Linked DNA regions of Homo sapiens: region 2 is linked to region 1. Evidence: read pairs that join two places in POLR2A ChIA-PET (ENCODE). Cell type or tissue: A673. All regions are shown on one strand.

Region 1 (8,000 bases):
AGGGTACAGCCATCACTCAGAGTAGAGGCCCAATCACGTGCTCTGAGTCAACAAACTGTACAATGTCAGAGTTGCATTCTTAATTGAGTGTGTTTCCCCTTTGTGATGTTTTGTTACATCCAGAAGAAATGGCCCCAAAAGAATACTTGTCATCTCTAATTATAGAACAGAGCCGTGCTTCTTCACAAGAAGTGAAAGGTGAAAATAGAGATGTCCTCCTCAGAACCCGAAAATTGATATTGAGGGCCTTCCCCCTGGGGCAGTATTTAGGCAAGGGATGGAATGGAACAATGGAAGGATTAGTGGCAGTGGTGTGGGGGGCGCAGGTGGGGAGGGATTGGTCTGATTTTTTTGTTGTTATTGTTAATCTCTAAAGCCTCCGCAGTATGGAGTTTCAGATCTAGAGTTCTGCTGACTTGATGGGAAAAAACAGCTGAATGATAAAACAGCTGAAATTTCATCTGTCTCTACATCTCCTGCCCCACACCCCTCCAGGGCTGCCCAGCAGGACACCAGTGTGATTCTGATGGCAGCTGAGCCATCACAAAGTGGGGAGATGAGTAAATCATCTGATAACTTTAGGAAAATCTACTTTATGCTTTCACACACTCCGTTGAACTTTTCAAAAATATTGACTAAATAACTTGCCAGCTGTGATTACCAACAGCTCTATTTGACAATCTTTGACAGAAAGCCAATGGGTATGTGCGACGTCATCCAGCGCTAACAGGGCCTTCATTAGCAGCTCTTGAGGGGATGAGTGCTCTCCTGGCCTGGGAAGAGTGATTCCTGTCCCCTGGTGCTGTTCACTCGCGCGTGGGTAAACTATTTGCTTAGCGAGCCCGGAGGCCGACATTGAAGCTTGCCTGTTCGTCTCCATCACTCTAAGGGCTTTTTATGTTCAGATCTGCAGGAACACAAATAATATTCTTTCTAAGCTGCTCCAAAATACAAGTGATAGAAAATATCATGGAAAAGGTGAATTGCCAGACAGTAAGCCCTCATGACCGAGAGCTTATTCATAAAATGATGACAAATTTATTGCACACGTTCACTGCTGGCTTTCTGAGATTAATAGCTGATCCATCTGATTTTAAAGCCTGACAATAGAATCAGAAAGAGTTACTGGTCAGTTTTTTCACCCATCCCCTTCACCCAGCAACCTTCCTCCTCAAGAAATAATACAGAAAAATCAGCTGATGTAGCTTCAGCAAGTGCCTTATGTTATTTTATTGCGAGAGATTTCCGTGTGCCAAGGATAACTTTTAACCTTGTTGAATGCAATTTTTGACTTTTTGGCATCTGCCTTCAGCTCTGCAAAACCCTCAGGGCAGGGGACTGGTACGGTGAATAGCTAGGGGTAGACTGAAACACAGTCTGAAAGGAAGCCATATTTTCTTGTGTCTTATGGCTGCTTGTTTACTATGAAGTAGTAAAGAAGTCATTGCTTGATATCTTAGCCCTGACGGCATGAACAAAATTCAAAGCAGGTGTAATGAAATACATGGCATCAAACCTTGGGCACACAGGAAGCCCAGGCTGGCAAAATATGGGTTGGGAATCTCTGGGGTTGCTGGTTTGAGGGGAATTAGGATTCCTCACAAAAAGCACGCGACCTCCCTTGCAGCCTCCTCCTCCCTGTTTTCGCTCTTCTGGCCAACTAAAGTGACCTGCAGACTCTCCCTGCCCTGTCACACCTTTAGCCTCTCTCAGTGCCCAGCTGATCCCCCTGCCTGTCTTGGCATCTGGTTTTTGTGTCAAATGATTTAAATTATTTAACTTAATGTATGTACTTAACATATGCCCTTGTCACCTGTCCTGTCTCATTGTCCACCTTCTTTGTGAACTCACAGGGAGCCAGCGGGCTAGGTCAGTCCTTGCTACACTCTGGCACTGGCATAATGCCACATGGCAGCCTGGCTGAGGGCGCTGAGATGTGCAGGAAAAAGCAGGGTTGCAGAGAAAGCCCATCCTTGCCTGCATCTAGGCCAGTGTATGGCAGGAATCTGAGGGAGGGGCCAGAGAGTGACTTGGAGCCAGCCAGTGGGGAGTGAGGGGCCTTGGAGAGAACATGCACCTTTTATAAGCCTGAGAGAAATCTAGGCCAACACAGACAGACCCGAAAAGTCATCAACACCAGAGAGTGCTAATGGTGACTTTTTTTAAATCAAGAAAATGTTTGAAAAGAGGGAGAAATTATTATTATTATTATTATTATTTTTGTTTGTTTATTTGAGATGGAGTCTCGCTCTGTCACCCAGGCTGGAGTGCAGTGGCGCAATCTCAGCTCACTGCAAGCTCCGCCTCCTGGGTTCATGCCATTTTCCTGCCTCAGCCTCCAGCTCAGTCCCAGCCTGTAGCTGGGACTACAGGCGCCTGCCACCACACCTGGCTAATTTTTTTTGTATTTTTAGTAGAGATGGGGTTTCACCATGTTAGCCAGGAGGGTCTCGATCTCCTCACCTCATGATCCGCCCGCCTCAGCCTCCCAAAGTGCTGGGATTACAGGCGTGAGCCACCACGCCCAGCCATGATTTTTTTATTTTTTTTAATTCAACTTTTTTATTGACAGAAACTGTCCCAGAAGAAAGATTGTTACATGCCACATACTGCCTCACATTGGCTTGCAGATCATTCACTGTCTTGAATGCAGTGCTTTGTGTTGAATGTGACAGTTAATGCAGATCCCGGAAAGGGCCTTTATGGGGCCTGCCTCAAAGACTTGTCACCTTTTTATTACAGAACTCATATTCAGAGATTCCAGTGTGTTAAATAGCTCTAGGCTAATCTTGGGCCGCTCTGTGCTAAGGGCAATGGTTTTCATCATAGGAAAACATTTTTTTTTTTACTCCAGAGATTTTTTTAAGCTCTCCCAAGTGCTCCCAACTTCCTGTCTGTTCAGCTGCAAATATCAGGCCCTTAATGGCTGGAGAGGGAGAGTCTATTTTTAAAGTTTTTACTGAATATCTCCCCACTGTCAGGTGCTGAACGAATTTGGCTTGTCATTAGATCTAAAATACCCACAGGGGTTTAGTGTAACTTTTAGGTATGAAATTGATCAGGTTTGATTCTGAGACCGTCTGGTGATCCTTCTGGAAGGCCACTTGCTTGCTTAGCTGTGTGTGAGATCATAGGTCAGGGCTGGGCTTTGTTTTGCATGGGCTTTTGACATTAATTTCCACAAAAGCAGCCTTAAAAAAAAAAAAACACCTGAAATTCAGGGGCCAGTTAGTCCTCTTTGTATTCTAAATCCCTTTGGTATTTAAAACATTAGGAAATGAAATTGCCAAATTCTTAACATTTGAAAATTGGCTCCTGCCCATGCCTAGTCTTCACATTTCCAGGGTGCTTCTGGGAGGGAATGCGCTGCTGGGGGAGAAGGGGGTGGTATTGGACAGCCACACGGAGCCAGGAGGAGGAGGCCGTCTCCTTGGAGGTAGCAGGCTTTTCAGAGCTCACCTGCCCTCCTCACAGGCTGAAAGGAGCTGCTGACGTCATTAAATCAATAACTTTGTTTAGCATTGTGTTTTCTGGGGGCAGGAAATCCTCTGGGGAACAGCAGACTGAATTTTCTCCCTCCCCTCACCAGCCTCCAGAGATGCCTGCTGGCAAGGGGTGTGGCCAAGCGGCTGGCTCTGCCATTGCCATTTAGTGGAGACCTACACCCTGGTTTTTGTTATTTTTCAGGCAAATTTCAGCAAAATTCCCAAGCCTCTAAGCTAGGTACTGAGAGGTCAAAAGTAGGAACAACTTTCTGAGCAACAGGGAGCAAATCAAAGTTTGTGAAGCCTGTGCAGGGTCATGCCCCATAGTCCTGTGTCACCCCCTCTCAACCTTCCTGTCCCCCAGCGCAGGCTGGCCCAGAGTAGCCCAGCTTGTTCTGTATAGGAATTTCACACACATGAAACCACAGCCCCAGGCAGGCCCCTCAGCACAGACCAGTGTTGCCCAGTGTTGCGTCCACCTCACTCTACCCAGCAGCCATCGCTGAGGAATGGGAGTGATTAGCCCAGAGCCTGCACCATGGGTGGAGAGCCCCTGCTCAGAAAGAGCTCCAGGCTTTAACATTCTCCTGGCCACCAAGGGAGGGCCACTCCTGTGCCCCTCTTTAACATCACCAAGGACAGGACCCCACAGCCTCTCCTGGGACCACGTTAAATGGTTTCTATAATAATTTTTCTGGTGGGTCAACAGGTTACTACGCAGTTGCCAGAATCAGCAAATTGCTGATTTCCCTTCCCCACATCACCCAGCCATGGGTCAGTCACACGAGAAGAGTCAATTGGTGGACTCAACACAGTGGTGGCAAAATGTTGGTCTAGACACTCTGCCTAGCTCCTGAAATCTGGTCTGAGTGTTTATTGCCAAGAACAGCTAGGAATTTTGGCCTCAAGCAAGTGACAGCAAGAGTTTGTTAACTACACAAATATAGCCCCATATTCCTGTTCAACATCAGACAAGGTTGAGCCAGAGTGATTTTTTTTTTAAGGCAGAATCTTGCTCTGTTGCCCAGGCTGGAGGGCAGTGGCTTAATCTCAGCTCACTGCAACCTCCACCTCCTGGGTTCAAGCGAGTCTCGTGCCTCCGCCTCCTGAGTAGCTAGGATTATAGGCATGCACCACCACACCCCCCTAATTTTTGTATTTTTTAGTAGAGATGGGCTTTCGCCATGTTGGCCAGGCTGGTCTTGAACTCCTGGGTTCAAGTGATCCATCTACCTAGGCCTCTCACAGTGCTGGGATTATAGGTGTGAGCCACTGCACATAGCCTAGAGTGAATTTTTTTTTTTTTTTTCTTTTGTGAGACGGAGTCTCGCTCTTTTGCCCAGGCTGGAGTGCAGTGGTGCTATCTCAGCTCACTGCAAGCTCTGCCTCCCAGGTTCACGCCATTCTCCTGCCTCAGCCTCCTGAGTAGCTGGGACTGCAGGCGCCCGCCACCATGCCCGGCTAATTTTTTGTATTTTTAGAAGAGACGGGGTTTCACCGTGTTAGCCAGGATGGTCTCGATCTCCTGACCTCGTGATCCACCCGCCTCGGCCTCCCAAAGTGCTGGGATTACAGGCGTGAGCCACCGTGCCTGGCCTTATGAACCCATTTCTTATTCCTTATTTGTTCAGAATCTTCTCAGAGACTTGAACTTTGCAACATAAAAATCTTTGTACCTAAAGAGCTCAGCTACAATGGCCAGCTTCTCTAGGAAAACCAACAAAGGCTCTGATACCTTTTGCCCAGAATGGGGAAGGGGAGGGGAGCTGTTAGGCCGAGGAACTCAGATGTGTGTGACCCACTTGGTGTTCAGGAGGGACTGGGACGCCTGGTAATGTGTAGCAGTGTGTTCAAGACACACTCTCCCTGAAGAGTCCCAGTTTCTCTCTCATACCTGATGGTCTCTTGGAGAAGGCGGATAATAGACAAGGGTAAAGGTAATTAATTATAAGATCCAAGTGTGACAGAAACCCTATTGGAAAGAACACATCTCTTCAAAAGACTTACTAGACATTTAGAACTGTTTCAACAGAGTTTAAATTTGGGAGCGAAACCATTAAACCTTGTAAGAAAGAAATGCCAGACCAAGAGGGTGCTTCATAGACTAATTTGATTGACTAGGCGTCTCCTCTTTCTGTACTACACAAAAACTCTTGCCCAGATGCAGACACACACACACACACACACACACACACACACACACACACAAACACACGCACTCTCCCACCACCACTTGTGTACAAACATGAATACAGAGACAGGAAGAAACACGAATTTGCTTTTTTCTGCATGATACTCAAAATCATTGCGTTTCTAGCACAGCTGCTGCTGCAGGAGAGAGAAAAGCACTTGGCCCCAGAGTCTGTTTATGTGTTTGAGCCGAGAAAGTGATTTTTGTTGCAGGAAGTTCTAAGTGAGACAGAGTCAGAGAATAAGAGAGAGAGAGAGAGATAATTATCTAAATTATGTTCGTGCTATTATCGAAGACGAATATAGTTAAAATGTAATTAAATATGACGGGCTAGCAGGATGTAAGCCAAGCTTTGGAATGCTAATCATCAATTACTGCATCCCCTTAGGGGAATCAAGGAGGCTGTATGGCAGAGTGGGAGCAAGGTTGGGGCTGGGGTACTGAGTGAGACGTCGAGCATTAAAACACCCCCTTCCCCTGTCTCCCCACGTAGTCATTCAAACCGCCATGGACGCCCCTGGGACACATCCCTTTCTGTAGCTGCCACAGCGTTAGAATATGAGGAGCTGGCGGGAGGGTCCTGCCGCTCTCTGTGAGAGGCAACCCCTCTAAAAGGGAAAATTATGCTATGAGCACAGAAGGCAAAACTCAAGATTGGCTTACGTTAGAGCAGTAGATGCAAGTGCATTTACCAGACAGAAGTCTGAAGCTCCTCCTCTGCCAGAAAGCATCAAATGCTCACCTACCTAGATCAAGGAATCCCAGGAAGGAAGTCAGGCAGGGAGGTGGAAGCGGACTGTAGTCGGGACAGAAGATGCCACATGTCCATGCTAGCAAGCTGCTCCTAACACTCAATCCCCAACCTGGGCAAGGGGCCCGCCTTGGCCATACATTGAAATCACCTGAGGAATTTAAAAAGGACTCAAGCAGGGCCCACCCCCCCAGAGGTTTTGAGCGTTAATTGGTGTGGGCTGTGGTCTGGGAGTTCAAAAGTTTAGCTCCACGGGTGTTTCTGATGTGCAGCCAAGGTTAAGACCCACCGGTCCAGCTATAACCAGACTTCTGCTAACCACAGCCAAGGGAAGGCAGGCAGCAGGAAGTGAGGACTGTAGTTAGTTCTTATGTCCTCAGCTGTACCTGTCTCGAGGCCAAGAACAAAACAGTATAAGGATTTACTTTTCTTAATCCTGAAACATGATTTTTATGTCAGTTCTGGTGCTAAATCCGCAAAGAATTTTGAACCTGGTGAGATTACTGTACAAGAGTCCATTTTAACACCGAGCTCTATCTAAGGCTGGGGTAGACACTCGGCCACCTCCTTGGACCAGATGGGTGATGTGAGGGAGCAAAGCAGGCCAGGGCAGGCGCAGGCAGTAAGAGAGACCACCAAAAGCTCTCCTCATCTCCAGCTGTTGTCAGGCAGGGAAGAGGACTCATGCATGCCAGATCTTCTGGTTTTCAAGAGAAGGGAGGCATCTCTGTTTTGCTGTGAAATTTCCCAATGTTTAAGTGGCAGCTAACTCAACTTTTTAAAAAATACTCAGGAAACCAGCAAGGTATGTCTGTGAGGCTCCCATGTGCGACTTTTGATCTTAGTGAGCCTTTGGCTAGTCAGCGTGTGGCCAAAACAATCACTAATTCCCATAGCTCCTAACACGGTTTTTTGCTGCCTCAGGTCTGCAGTCAGGTTAGATCAACTTGGCCCCATTTTTCCTAAGCCTGACACATAGAGGGTCTCAATAAATAGTTGTTGAATGGACAAACAGGGTGAATGGAACGAACCCAGAATTCCCTGTAAGTCTGGACAGCGAGACAGCTATAAAATCCAGTTAAGCATCCTGCAGAACAAAAGAACATACTCCTGGGGTGCCAGATTAGACAGAGGCCTGCACACTGAGTCTCCACTTTAGACTGGTATCAGAGATCTGGGGCCAAGGAAGCTCTTCAGAAGGGAATAAACAGGATCCGGGCTGATTTTGAGTCTCTGCCACATAGGACACCCTCTCTAGCTCTGCCTTTGGGGACCTAGCGGGGACAGACATGCAGGCCCAGCTTAAGGGCTGTTAAACAGTAATTCCCACCTCACCCAGTGTTCTGGAAAATGCTCTCTCTCTCATATCCCCAGTCCATAGATCATCTTTAGATATGATTAAAGAGATGAATGTGGTCCTTGGCCCATCACTACAATGCGCCAGACAATAAGAGCAGCATGCTTGGAGGGACAGTGGGCAGCTGTGGGGTCAGCTCAAGAGGCTCACTCATAAAGAACTGTCAGAGGGATCTTCAGGCAAGTCTCCATGCTCACTCAAGGCCTTTAATACCCG
Region 2 (8,000 bases), 260 kb before region 1:
GTGCTTTGCGTAGTAAATGTTGAGGGCAGGCTTTGAGATGCTGAGGGAAGCCTCACAGACCCATAGCTGCAGAGCAGGAATATGCTATGTTCAGGCAATGGTGGAAGCTGGGCTGTAGGAAACACAGCCACAGATTTGAACAAAGATGGAGACAGCAATGTGGATCCAGCTGAAGATGTTTTTTCCTTTTAAATGTAACTGTTACTAGGAGATTTTCTGAGAATATAAGTATTACTATTGAAGAAAATTTGGAAAATAGAAAAAGATTGAGATGGTAAAAATCACCCATAATCTTATAGTCCGTAGACCACTAATTCAGTACTTCATTTTACTTCTTTTTGGCCATGTGTATATGTATGTATTCTTTTTAAAATTGAACTTCAGATCATATTATGTATGTTTTATATTCTGCTTATTTCATTTAACATTGTTTTACTTTTCCCTACATTATTAAATGTTCCTTGAAAACATTTTCGAGGGGTGTATAGTGTTTCATTATATAGAGGTACCATAATTTGACTTTTCCTATATTGAAGCACATATAGTTTCTGTTTTGCTGTTGTAAATAACGCTCTGATGAATATTCTTGTATATAAATTTTTGCTTATTTATCTGATTGAGATTTTTTAAAAGTATACTTTACTTTCATTTGGAGTTTAATGTGGCAGTTGAGTTTGAACTTCAAATTATAGGCATTAGAGATCATCTAATTTTTTTTATCATGATGTGGACTAAAAATTTGGCCCTGGAAATGAATGTAATTATGTTTAAGAAAGAGACAGGAGGATATCTCTATGCTGGAACAAGTGGAAATACTATTAAAAAAAGAGCTTTGAGAACTGATGCTGTTATTGATTCATGTATTTGTATGAACCAGGAGCTGTGCTAGGCCCTGGGAATGAAGATGGCTTTGATTAGTTCAGGTTACTCTCAGCTCTTTCCTTTTTCTTTTCTCTTCTCTTCTCTTCTTTTCTTTTCCGTTCTGTTTTTTCTTTCTTGAGACAGAGTCTCACTCTTTTGCCCAGGCTGTAGTGCAGTGGTGCCATCTCAGCTTCGTGCAACCTCTGCCTCCCAGGTTCCAGCAATTCTCCTGTCTCAGCCGCCTGAGTAGCTGGGATTATAGGCATGTACCACCTCGCCTGGCTAATTTTTCTATTTTTAGTAGAGACAGAATTTCACCATATTAGCCGAGCTGATCTCAAGCTCTTGACCTCGGTTGATCCGCCCACGTCAACTCCCAATGTGCTGGAATTACAGTTACGAGCTACCACGCCCAGCCTCAGCTCTTTCCAGAACTACTGCAATAGCCCCATAACTAGTTTTCCTGTTTCCATCTTTTCTTCTCTCCATTTTCTACTCAGCAGTTAGAGTGTTCTTTTTAAGACATAAATCAGATCATGTACATAACCCATTAAGCTTCTCATTATATGGAAGTATGAGATAAAACCCAACTTCTTAATATGGTCTACAAGGCCACTGTACTGCCCATTTATTAAATACTCCAGCCTTATTGGCCTTTTGTGCATTTTCCTAAAATGTGCCAAGCTCTTTCCTATCTTAGGGTTTCCCAACACATTGCCTTTCTTTCTAGAATACTCTTCCCCTAGTCTTCATCTAGCTTACTTATATGTTATACTTACCCTTTAGTCTCAGCTCAGTTTTTACTACCAGAGAGAAGCCTTTTTGACTACCATCACCCCTTAATTAATTCCTCCATACCAAGTATTTTTCTTTCAAGCACTTATCACAATTTATTATTATATCTTTATTTAATGTATGTCTTCTCTACTAGATTGTAAGCTCCATGAAGGCAGGGATTGTGACTGTTTTGTTCACTTTTACCCAGTACCTATCACTGTCTTTGTCATATGGTAGGGGCGAAAGAATGAATGAAAGGTGAATAAGAGACACCATCCCAGTGTACTTAGGATTTGTACTCTTACTGAGCTTCCATATTGGTTCTACCGATAAGAGCAGAGTAGGAATCAGAAGTGATGAATGAGGGCTTTAATGTAGACGGTTGGTAGAATTAAAATAGCACTGACAGAAATAGGCAAAGAGATAAGTCAGATTGGGAAAGAAATGAATCCAATTTTAGGCATGTGGAATTTAAGGATGAAAACTGGATAATCCATTGGAAAAAATCAGCATGCCAGTACCAATCTCCTGCCTTAATAAAACAAAACCATAACCCAAAACTATTGTTTATTTCTTATTTGGGGACATTATTTATGAATCAGAGAACTCACTTCTTTTTATTGAGGTTCCAGAGCCCATTTTTTAAAAAGAGTATTGCATTTGTCCTACTGAATTGCAGATGGATAAATAGAAGAGAGAAAGCTATCATTTTATTTTCACTTGAAGACATGGCATTCTGTCATCTCTATTACTGAATCCCTGAAGACTTCTTGTTCTGTTTGGAAGAGAAACAGAAGTTGGACCTTTTCTTCCTTCCTCACCTCCCCAGCCAATCCTCACTTCCATTATTTTGGAAAAATATCTAAATTACAAATTTCAGGAGCTTCCATGGTGTTTTCACATACTTCACAGGATCCAACCATAGTATCAGGCTTACAATATTAGATTTTGAATACAGTGTTTAAAATCTTGGTATTTTGCAGAAGAGCAAAGATACATTTAAATTGGAAGCTGATTTTCCCCCAAGAAATCATAGAAATATTCTTTGTTCTGTGAAATGTGAGTAATGCAAGAGTGGGCTTGATTATGACTTGAGCAGGATTATAGATCTTAGAAAGGCCTACCTAGATATAAGCTCATCTTTTCACATTGCAGGCCTAGCGTATTTTTAGAAAACGAATGAAGGTAGGAACCAAAATCCCATCTCCTGTAGGTGCCATTTGGCCTTTTGTCTGTAGAAGTTGCAACATTTTATTCCTGGACTGGTTGGTTATTTTTTACTTGTTTTCAACATGTAGGCTACCTTTGACATACTAGTATGGCAAATCTGGATTTCATATATAATTTTTTTTAAGTTATATAAAAGACCAAGGAATCGTCTTGCTGCTTGGGGACCTTTCTATGACAGTGCCCAACTCTCCTTTTCAGTAACCAACTCAGCCTGACACAGTTGCACTTGCTGCTTAACACTCTGTAAAATGTTATTTAAATATTTCTAACTTATTGTTTCATGCTGGGTTTTATGGAACATAAATTTCTATTTAGGCCAGTAATTTACAGTAGAAGTTTGTTACTAATAGCACTGCAGGCTCCATCCATCTAAAAATATTGCTCCTAACCTATGCTAAAAATATGTTATATATTTGCACTGTATGTAAACAGTGTTGTGTTTTATTAGTGTGCAGTGCTTTGTCTATGGAAATGTTGGTATTGCAGCATATATTTAGCGGAGATAGGATACAAGTGTGGTGGAAAGGCTACAGAAAAGTGAAATCCCTGCAGGATGGGATTTATGGAATTTTCAGAGCACTTTGCAGAAAATCTACATATAATACCCACATTTTCTACAGAGGCAAAGTGGAATCTTGCAGAATGTTCAGAGAAGCTCTGTTATTTCATGTATTCCCTGTATTTCTAACTGGCTTATAGAGGCCTGAAATTGCAAATATATTCAACTCAAAAGAGGCAATCATTATTGCTTCAATGACCATGTTTTTACCTTCAAAAAATATTTATTAAATGGGCCAGAAATAACATAAGTTGGATCTTCTTTTTGGTAATGAAGAGACATAATTCCAAGTAATGACATTTTAGTTTCTTTCTCTGGGTGACCTTGAGCTGGAGGAGACGATTCAGGGATGAAAGGTGTAGGGCTTTGGAAGAGTTTCTGTGGATCATTTTGAGCAAACTTCAGTCACAGGTGGGCACAGTGGCTCATACCTGTAATCCCAGCCCTTTGGGAGGCTGAGATGGAGGATCTCTTGAGGCCAGGAGTTTGAGACCAGCCTGGGCAACATAGTGAGAACTCATCCCTGCTTAAAACAACAACAACAACGAAAAACCTTTAGTCAGTACAAGTCACTTAGACTTGTTACCTATATTTATTCTGAGCTCTAAACCTGCCTTTCATTAGTAAAAATGAGGGAAAGAAGTGGATTGTGGGTTAATCTTAGTTATACAAGTTAGTTTTGTTCTTGAGGTCCTAGTGGGTCGGATTCCTTGGGTGAGGCAAACTGTGCACTGACCTCATCTTCCTTGCTTTGATGGAAGCATCACTGCCGAGTACCACCTAGTAAACCCAAAGTTGCTACTTGTTAGCCAGTTGAAATGATTATTGTGCCTTAAAAATAGACTGATGTTAGTTGCCAGTTAGGTCACCCAGAGCTGAGCTTTTATCACTTTTCAAGGGTATGTTAAGGTTTGATAGCCATTTTTATAAATGGAATACCTTACAACTTATTTAAAGTACATTTGCAGAAAATTAAGGCCATTGGTTCTGCCCCTAAAATAGTGATGCTATGGTAAGTTTACCATCCTCTATTTACATGTTCCTTAGAGCTCCAAAAGTCATCATCTTGCGATGGAGATTTTTTATAAACAACTCCCAAAGAATTTTAATGTAGCAAATGAATCTTGGAAAACTGCTCTTTTCTAATTTACTACTTCGTTCAGTGCATGTTAAAGAAGCAGCAGTGAATCGTATAATTAAATGTGATTTTAAAGGCTTCTGAGGTGGCACTTTCCAGTTGATACTCACTGGCATTTTGCTTGGCCTGTTGGACTGAGGCAGGAGGGCTTCTAATGCTCCTCTCTTCTGAAGGCAGACTAAGTGTGAAGGGTGCTTTATCAGCAGAGTGCTGCGCATGCTTTAGATGGCTCATGCCATCATCAGCTGCTCTGCAGAGGTACACACTCTTCTCTTGTTGAGAAGGCCAGTTCTTCTCTTGTTGGTTGTTTGACTTAGAAACTTCAAAAATGTTCACATTAAAATGCTAAAGCATTTTCTGAAAGCTAACCAGTAGATCACTAGGATAAATGGGATGGTATCTGAAGGATTTCCACAAAGGTCCTTTTTTCTGAGTTCACAATAAAACCAACCCTCCCTAATCAACCTTTATGTCCAGACAGGACATTGTGTGCAATTCCCTGAGTTATAATCCAGTCCGTCTTCAACCTATGCTTCCATTTTCAAGAACAAGACATCTTTTGGCTAGATACACTTCTGTGGCCAGGATCATGGTTGTCTTCCCATCTAAGTTTGGCCAGTGCATACACAGGCCTGTACTGGCCAGGATGATAAATGTGAAGATTGGACTGCATTTCATGGCTAGGTTCTCCACTTGGTTATTTTCTGTCCTCCCGTGGTTATTTTTTCTGTTCTTGTAGAAAAGAGAACAAAGCCCGTTTAACAACTGCAAAGCACACAGTCTGCAGAGACCTTAAAGATTACTGGCAACAAAACATATTTATGTCTTTAATAAGGAATTGAAATTTACCACTCACTAAAATTTTCCTTCTCTTTTCTTTCTCTGTTTTCTCTTTGGAACTTGTTGGTGTTAGGAGGATCAGTCTGGTCTCCAGGATGTTATTTTGATGTCTTTTGTTTTCTGAGGAAGTATTTTACAGTATTTTCTGACAGTGATAAAATTTTGAGGTAATTCTAAATTCTTGTGTACGTGCTCAATTTTGAATTACGTATTACAATATTTTGTATGGCTTCCAAGTATCTCAAGTCTGAAAGAGTATGTGGCATATAATAAATGAAAGTGAGTGTGAGAGTTTATTGAAAGGGCAAAAGATGTGGCTGTGGAATAGAGGTGCTATAGTTCAAGGTGAAAATTAAGTGATATTTGTGCAATTCAAATTAAAACTACTCAGACGACAAAATCCTGGTATCTGTGTAACGGTCCTCTAACAAAGTCTCTTAAATGACAAGGAGGCTACGATGCCATGAATCATACAGGGTATTTTAAGAGTGGGTTCCTGCCGGGCGCGGTGGCTCACGCCTGTAATCCCAGCACTTTGGAGGCCGAGATGGGCGGATCATGAGGTCAGGAGATCGAGACCATCCTGACTAACACGGTAAAATCCCGTCTTTACTAAAAATACAAAAAAATTAGCCAGGCGTGGTGGCATGTGCCTGTAAGTCCCAGCTACGCTGGAGGCTGAAGCAGGAGAATTGCTGGAACCCAGGAGGCGGAGGTTGCAGTGAGCCGAGATCATGCCACTGCACTCCAGCCTGGGCGACAGAGCGAGACTGTCTCAAAAAAAAAAAAAAAAGGAAAAAAAAAAAGAGAGAGTGGGTTCCTTAAATGCCCTAATCCCCCTTTTTGTACTCCTCAGGACACATGGTTAAGAAAGTTCCTAGACACTTTTATTTGGAGCTGAGGGATATAAAAGCACTATTGAAAGTCAGTGAAATATGGTGAGGTAGGCCATCCACTGCTTTTGCCTCATTCAGATTATTTACTTGTTGACCATCCACACATTTCTAAATAGGCCTTTTTTTTTTAATGCAACTTTAGATTTTTACAGACATACCAACAAGATTAGTAGGACTGACAAGTGATATTTTATTTCCTTAGTAAGGATTGAAATTCTTTTCATAGGTTTTTCAAAATGTTTTAATAATCCTCTGAGTCCCAAATCTGTCCTCTGGGGATTTTCCCTACATAGTCAAAGTTAAATATTTTGGATGGGGAGTGAGGCTGAGAGAAGCTTTGCTCAGAGAGAGGTAAAGCAACCTTTGAGGAGGGATATAGAAACTGTATTTCTGTCTGTAAATGTTATTTTATTAAGAAAGTTTTATATTCTAAGGTTGTGATATTCATTCATTGGTTCATTCACCAAATGTTTGAGTATCTTTTCTGGGTATACTCTATATAGTAGATGATTTGATCTCTTTTGAGTTGAATTTTAAAGGACTATCCTAGGGAAACTTGAGAGTTACAGAGGAGAATAAAACATGATTTCTGCCTTCAAGGGGCTTACAGTTTGATAGATGCAAAATAATAAAGCAGTATGTATTAAGTGAGGTAATAGAAGTACAAATGCTCTAGGATTTTAGAGGAAGGAAGCCCATATTTGCAGGGAAGGTTTCCTTACGATATTTATACTAGGCCTTGAAAGATGCCTGGGATTTCTTTAGACAGAAGAGGCAGAGAAATGTATTTCTGGAAAAAGTTACAGGAGTGAGAAAGGACATATTTAGGAAATGACAAGTGCTTCAGTTTGGCTGCAATATAAGGTGTGTGCGAGGTATGTAGGGAATGTTAGGAAATAAGGTTGATATATAGGTTGGGGTCAGAATAGAACTTTGAATATGCCATGCAACAAGGGTTGAATTTACATGATAGTTGATCTTGAAGACTGAAAACTAGGAAATTACCCAGTCAGAACTGTGCTTTAGAAGGATGTGCTGGGGGACTGGGCATGGTGGTTTACACCTGTAATCTCAGCACTTCGGGAAGCCAAGGTGGGAAAATTGAGGCCAAGAGTTTAAGAAAAATGTACTGGAAAGCCATGAGTAAAATAGATTAGAATGAAGGATAGAGGGTACAGAGAAATTGGAATTCAGAAATTCTATTGGAATTACCTATAAAAAACAAAGGTAGAGCCACTTTAAACATGTGCAGTTTATATATGCCAGTAATACCTAAGTAAGGCCGTTTAAAGAAAAAAAAGTAAGCTATGATAACGAGGCACTGAACTTGGAAAGATGAAAGAAAGTTCAGATTTGAATGACATTTTGGAAATAGAATCTACAGAGGAGGATGGAAAGAGTGAAGAAGTAGGAGTGGAGTCAAACATGATGAAATTTTTAAGCTTGGGTAATTTAGGAAAATTGTGGAGCCAGAATAGAAATAGAGAAGTCAAGAGGAAGGAGGAAAAAGCATTTTGATGAATTGATGAATCTCTTGGACACATTGTAACTGAAGTGTCCACAAGGTATCAGTGATTTTGTCCCAGAGGCAGGTGAAAATGTGGAATGGTGGTGCATGGCGTAGATCACCTTCTCAGTTGATGCTGTACAAGCTGAAGCAATGGATATGAATGGAACAAATTGCTCAGCAGTTTCTTAT

The links. Peaks named below come from ENCODE experiments on the same cell type or tissue, not always from the same donor. Only the 100,000 strongest peaks of a DNase experiment are listed, where the experiment ranks them.
Region 2: POLR2A ChIA-PET joins it to region 1 with 5 read pairs; 2 of 35 experiments call an interaction of 5 or more read pairs at or near these places.

The regions. Positions count from the first base shown.
Region 1 is chr6:38,208,230-38,216,229 of GRCh38, reverse strand. The region is part of intron 9 of BTBD9 (BTB domain containing 9); the gene reads left to right. Among named protein-coding and RNA genes, the nearest start is that of BTBD9-AS1, 270 kb to the left of the region's middle. RefSeq lists an enhancer at 327-828. In A673, no CTCF peak of the experiment used is centred here; a DNase peak (open chromatin) is centred at 3,549; H3K27ac peaks cover 1,102 bases.
Region 2 is chr6:38,467,521-38,475,520 of GRCh38, reverse strand. All of the region lies in intron 6 of BTBD9 (BTB domain containing 9), which reads left to right. Among named protein-coding and RNA genes, the nearest start is that of BTBD9-AS1, 10 kb to the left of the region's middle. In A673, no CTCF peak of the experiment used is centred here; no DNase peak of the experiment used is centred here.